2 separate regions of the Homo sapiens genome follow, and region 2 is linked to region 1. Evidence: chromatin contacts called from ENCODE Hi-C or POLR2A ChIA-PET data. All regions are on one chromosome and are shown on one strand. Each heading gives the region's core, a stretch centred on a gene start or an enhancer-like site at or near the end of the contact. The rest is flanking DNA. Distances are from core to core; before and after follow the strand shown.

Evidence for each region. A loop is a pair of places that touch in the nucleus more often than their neighbours do. ChIA-PET counts read pairs that join two places held with the same protein, here RNA polymerase II (POLR2A). Pooled maps may share reads with other maps.
Region 2: a loop to region 1 is called in a pooled map, with 6 times the contacts of the local background. The contact joins the enhancer-like site here to the promoter of YPEL3-DT in region 1. A Hi-C loop is called at or near these places in 2 of 168 maps with a recorded cell type or tissue (B cell and IMR-90) and 5 of 50 pooled maps. POLR2A ChIA-PET finds 5 or more read pairs at or near these places in 11 of 52 experiments (CD4-positive, alpha-beta T cell, K562, OCI-LY7 and 7 more).

The regions. Positions count from the first base shown.
Region 1 is chr16:30,095,049-30,097,785 of GRCh38, reverse strand. It overlaps YPEL3-DT (YPEL3 divergent transcript), which reads right to left and starts at 1,356. Exons shown (of 2, transcript NR_135192.1): 1 at 367-1,356. YPEL3 (yippee like 3) reads left to right here and starts at 1,573. Exons shown (of 4, transcript NM_031477.5): 1 at 1,573-2,534; 2 at 2,640-2,683. The coding sequence starts at 2,304. RefSeq lists silencers at 1,127-1,176, 1,197-1,266, 1,327-1,676 and an enhancer at 1,147-1,753.
Region 2 is chr16:30,165,032-30,167,768 of GRCh38, reverse strand. No RefSeq gene overlaps it. Among named protein-coding and RNA genes, the nearest start is that of CORO1A, 17 kb to the left of the region's middle. RefSeq lists an enhancer at 1,424-1,683. Within about 2 kb of position 1,393, at least 6 of the 41 ENCODE cell types and tissues checked have a DNase peak (open chromatin) inside an H3K27ac peak, as active enhancers do; they include B cell, where a contact is called at or near this core.

The sequences.
Region 1 (2,737 bases), core at 107-2,606:
TCTGCTTGGCCTTTTGTACTCCCTGTCTTACTTGGGGTATTTCCCATTCTGGAGGTTGGTGCCCATTTCCTAGGGGCTTAACCTCTCCCTTTTCCCATTGGAGGTTTCTTGCACTCATATGAATAATCGCTTCGTACTTTTTGGCCGCTTCCCTCGTGGGAATTTCAGGCCCCTCTTAGCATTAGCGGGTCGGTATAATCCCCGACTGGAAAACCGCCCTAAGCCTTATGAGGTGACCATGGAACCAAGTCTGGACTCCACACTCGATTCGTGTCCACTGACATGTCTCAGCCATGCACTTTCAACCTCCAAGTGACCCCAACCACCAAGGAAATACTTTGTCGCCCCAGTAGCAACTTTTCTTACCTTGGTCTGTGCACAGAGTTACCCACTTGCCTGGGAATTTTAAGGCTCCTTCCTGCCCACGTTGCTGAAAGTCCGGATTTATTCCTCACTTTGGGTGGACCCGATCCTCCGCTCCTTGGGCCACTGCAACAAGGCAGTGGGACGTGTCTCACGAGGAAAAGTAATCGCTACCCCTCCCAAAGGAGAATGGGATCCCAGAAGACCCTCAAATTTGTTGAAAACAAGTGCTCAGTGTAGTCAAGAAAAACCAGCACTGAGACAGAAGACTTCCCAGCAAGGCATCTTTACTTCTGCAGAAGGGTGCTGCTTGCGCTGGTTGCAATCCCAAGAGCACCCGCCAACAAAGGAGGGAAGTGGTTTTTAACCCTAACGCAGTTCCTGTTTCTGTGTCCTTTCCCCATTGGCTGGGGGGTTGGACCGCACAATCTGAGCTGATCCCGATTGGCTAAGGTTTAAACTTTCCCAAATAGGGTAGACGTGCGACAAAGAAGAAAAAGCGGGAGTAGAATCTGTTTACAGCTTATGACCAGGAAATTGAGTCTTTGAAGAGGAACTTAGCTGTCCCAACAGAGGCATCCGAGAGGCCTGGAGGAGGTGATGCTGGACAGTAGGAATTGCCTGGTCCGACGCCCTGGCTGCCAGGGGCGCGCATCTTTGGGTCTTCCCTGCTAGAAGGTGAACTGAGTGTGTCCCTGGCGCTCTGGCAAAAGCCATGGAATGGGCCCACAGTGAGAATTCCAGCTTCGCCTCTTACTAGCTGGATAACCTAGGGAGCCGCGAGACCTCCCTGGGCCTCAGCCCCCGGTACAGTGGAGCCAACGGGAGAAACGGCCTCACGGGATTGATGCGGGGATTGAGCGGGGCACGGGCGGCGGACAAACGCGGGTCATTATACTCATCTCCCCCAGAGCATGCGTCCCAGCGCCACCCGCTTCCTCGCTCCGCGCCCGGCCTAGACCTTCCGACCCCGCCCCTGCGCGGGCCACAAGCAGGAATGCGAGCAGGCCTGGGGCGCGCGGGCCGCAGCCGCATTTCCGGGCCGGCGGGAGCGGGCGGCGGGGGAGGGGCGGTCGGGGCCTGCGCCGGCCGCCGTGTGACGCGCCCCCTCATTTGCATGCGGAGCGCCCATTGGCCACGGCGGCCGCCGGGACAGGAGGCGGGTCCCCTCCCCCTCCCGCCGCAGCGGCGGCAGCAGCTGGGCTCGGTGTAAACAAGTCCAGGCGCCTGCGAACCCGGGCCCGGGGGGGACGGCGCCCGCCAGGAGCGCCCCCCACTCCCAGGCCAGCCCACCCCGGCGGACCGGGCCCCGCGCGCCCAGGCGAGGTGAGGCCCGCGCCGTCAGGGCTGCGTGTCGCCCCGCGCCCCTGCCCAGCCCGCGAGGACTGCCCCCTCCCCCGGCGCCCGCCCCCACCCCCGCGCCCCAGGTGAGCCCCGGAGTCCAGGTAAGGCTCCGCGTTGCAGGTAAGAGCCCCTGAGCGTAGAGGAGGCCTTGGCGCCCGCAGGTGAGAGCCCCTCCCCTCCTAGGTGACCCTCAACCTTCACGGCGAGGCCTCCTACCTCCTCCAGGTGGGGGACCCTCTCCCCGATGAACCCCCTAAACCACCAGTGAACCCCACTGCTCTCCAGATGAGGTCGCAAGGACCAACCAGTGCCTACCCGCCCATGCTCCCCCGAAACTGGGAACTGACAGCCCAGCCCCTCCAAAGCCCCTTCCTCCAGCTTCAGCTGCCAGGTCAGCAAGGGTGAGGCCGGAAGCAGGCGGGTGACTCACCCTGGGCACCTCCGAGCCTCAGTTTCCCCATGGATGCAACCTGAGGCCTCCTCACTGAGTCAAAACCGAGACGCCTCTGGTCCCCGGAGAGGCTGCTGGCTCTGGGGAAAGGAGAGAGCAGCCCAGTGTGACAGAGCGAGTCCCCACGGCTCTGGGAGTGCCTCGCATGTGTGTGGCCCAGGTCCTGACAGCCCACCTACTCCCTCCCCGGCAGGCACTGGGCTCCCTCTGCTCCCCGTGGGCCGCTCCCCGCGTGGGGCCACTGCCCCCGGCCCCCGCCATGGTGCGGATTTCAAAGCCCAAGACGTTTCAGGCCTACTTGGATGATTGTCACCGGAGGTATAGCTGTGCCCACTGCCGCGCTCACCTGGCCAACCACGACGACCTCATCTCCAAGGTAACCAACCAGGCCACAGTGGGGCTGGAACCTATAGGGGCTGCCTGGCAGCTCCCCACCGGCAGCCCTGACCCCCTCCTCTCTTCCCACCCTCTCACCCTTTAGTCCTTCCAGGGCAGTCAGGGGCGTGCCTACCTCTTCAACTCAGTGTGAGTATCTGGCCTCCCTTCTTGCTTTCCCTGACCTCTGTTGTGACCTGTGAC
Region 2 (2,737 bases), core at 144-2,643, 70 kb before region 1:
GCCACCACACCTGTCTAATTTTTCTATTTTTTTAGAGATGGGGTCTTGCTATACTGCCCAGGCTGGTCTCAAACTCCTGACCTCAGGTGATCCGCCTGCCTCACCTCCCAGAGTGCTGGGATTACAGGCGTGAGCCACTGCTCCTGGCCTGAACTAGGTATTGAATAGGAGTCTGCCAAGCAAAGAAGAGAGGCAGGAGGGAGAAGAGCCATTCAGATGAAGGCAGGAAAAGATCATGACGTTTTAGGGAATGGAGAGCTGTCCCCCAAGGCTGGGGCCTCAGATGCTTGGGGTGAGAGGAAAGGTCAGAATGCTGGGAAGGTCCATAGGGGCAGAGCATGGGGGACCTCAAACAGAGCCTTCTCAAGGAGTTTTCTCCAGTGAGTAGCACGGAGCCCCCACAAGTCTCCAGGTAAAGAAGTAACAGTTTCATTGGCAAGAGGTTGCTCTGGTAGCCTGGCACCTCCTCATGTGGCCCTGATCTTCCATCTACCTGCAGGGTCAGCACTGACTCACATTCTGAAAGCACTCCTGCCCGGGCACAGTGGCTCATGCCTGAAATCCCAGCACTTCTGGAGGCCAAGGCAGGAGGATCATTTGAGGCCAGGAGATTGAGACAAGCCTGAACAACATAGTGAGACTCCATTTCTACAAAATATAAAATATGGGCTGGACACGGTGGCTAATGCCTGTAATCCCAGCACTTTGGGAGGCCAAGGCGGGCGGATCACCCGAGGTCAGGAGTTCGATATCAGCCTGACCAACATGGTGAAACTCTGTCTCTACTAAATACAAAAAATTAGCCAGGCGTGGTGGCGCATGCCTGTAATCCCAGCTACTTGGGAGGCTGAGGCAGGAGAATTGCTTGAACCCGGGAGGCGGAGGTTGCAATGAGCTGAGATTGTACCATTGCACTCCAGCCTGGGCAGCAAGAGCGAAACTCTGTCTCAAATAAATAAATAAATAAATAAAATAAAATATTAGCCACGTGTGATGGCATGTGCCTGTAGTCCTAACTACTCGGGAGGCTGAAGCAGGAGGATCCCTTGAGCCCAGGAGTTGGAGGCTTCAGTGAACTATGATTGCGCCACTGCATTCCAGCCTGGATGACAGAAGGAGACCCTGTCTCTAAAAAAATGTTTTTAAAGTAATGGTTCTCATTGGGCCCAAGGCCGATCCCTCTTGGGACACATTCCTCCCATTTCTTCAGTGATCTCACCTCATCGTTTCACCCTTTTCTCCTCTACTGGCAGGCCTCTCTCTGCAGACCCTCTCTTTTCAGGATATAAAACACACCCAGGTTCCTGTGTGCAGGGGGAACCTCTCTCAACTTGGCAACCTCAAACCACTTCCCTATTTCACTCCTATTGTTCACATGTGAGTTTCTTGAGAGAGTGGTGGACACTCACTGTCTCCACTTCCTCATTTCCTACTTTTCCACCTACTTGAGTCTGTCTTCTGCCCTCGCCATTCCACATATATTTGCCCTCACCAGCCAGGCCCGGTGGCTCACGCCTGTTATCCCAACACTTTGGGAGGCTGAGGCAGGCAGATCACCTGAGGTCAGGAGTTCAAGACCACCCTGGCCAACATGGTGAAACCCCATCTCTACTAAAAACACAAAAATTAGCTGGGTGTGGTGGCGCACACCTGTAATCCCAGCTACTGGGGAGGCTGAGGCAGGAGAATCGCTTGAACCCGGGAGACAGAGGTTGCAGTGAGCCGAGATTGAGCCATTGCACTCCAGCCTGGGTGACAGAGCGAAACTCCATTAAAAAAAAAAAAAAAAAAGATTTGCCCTCAGCAGGGCCACCAGTAACTTCCTGGTCATCAAATCAGGCAAACACGTTTTGGTGTCCATCCAATGCTACTGACTATGCCTCCTCCTTGAACATGTTCCTTTCGAATATGCGACGACGCACCCTCCCCTTGTTCTCATCTTTCTCTATGGCTTTCTCTGTCAATCCCCTGTGGGGTGTCTCTTCCTCTGCTTTACTCATTACACCCAGAGTCCTCCCAGGACTCCACCTCTTAGTTACTTATTTAGATTCAGGGTCTTGTTCTGTCACCCAGGCTGGAGTGCAGGGGTGCAATTACAGCTCACTGCAGCCTCAAAGTCCTGGGCTCAGGCGATCCTCCTGCCTCAGCCTCCCAAAGTGCTGGGACTAAAGGCGTGCAACACCATGCCTGGCTAATACTTCTGGTTTTTGGAGAGGCGGGGGGGGTCCCATAATGTTGCCCAGGCTGGTCTTAAACTCCTGGCCCTAAGCAACCCACCCATCTCAGCCTCCCAAAGTGCTGGGATTACAGACGTGAGTCCCGCACCTCCATCTCTTCTTATTGCACTCAAACTCCCCACACTATCTTATCCACATAGGCAGCTTCAATTGCAAACTCTGATGACTCTCAGCCTGTCTCTGAGGTACAAACCTGTCTCTGTGTTTCCTGGTTCTGACCTGCATGTCCCATTAGAACCCCAGGGAGGGCCTCCTGGAGTGAGGAGTCTTGACCTTGAATCTCCCCTTTTCTCTTCATCACTACCGACACTACCTGAGTTGAGTTGCTTCTACCATTGCAGGAACCCCCTAAGTAATCTGCAGGCCATCTCACCTTCTTCTGATCCATCTTTTATTTATTTATTTACTTACTTACTTACTTACTTACTCACTTACTTATTTGAAACAGAGTCTTGTTCCATCACTCAGGCTGGAGTGCAGTGGCACAATCTCAGCTCACT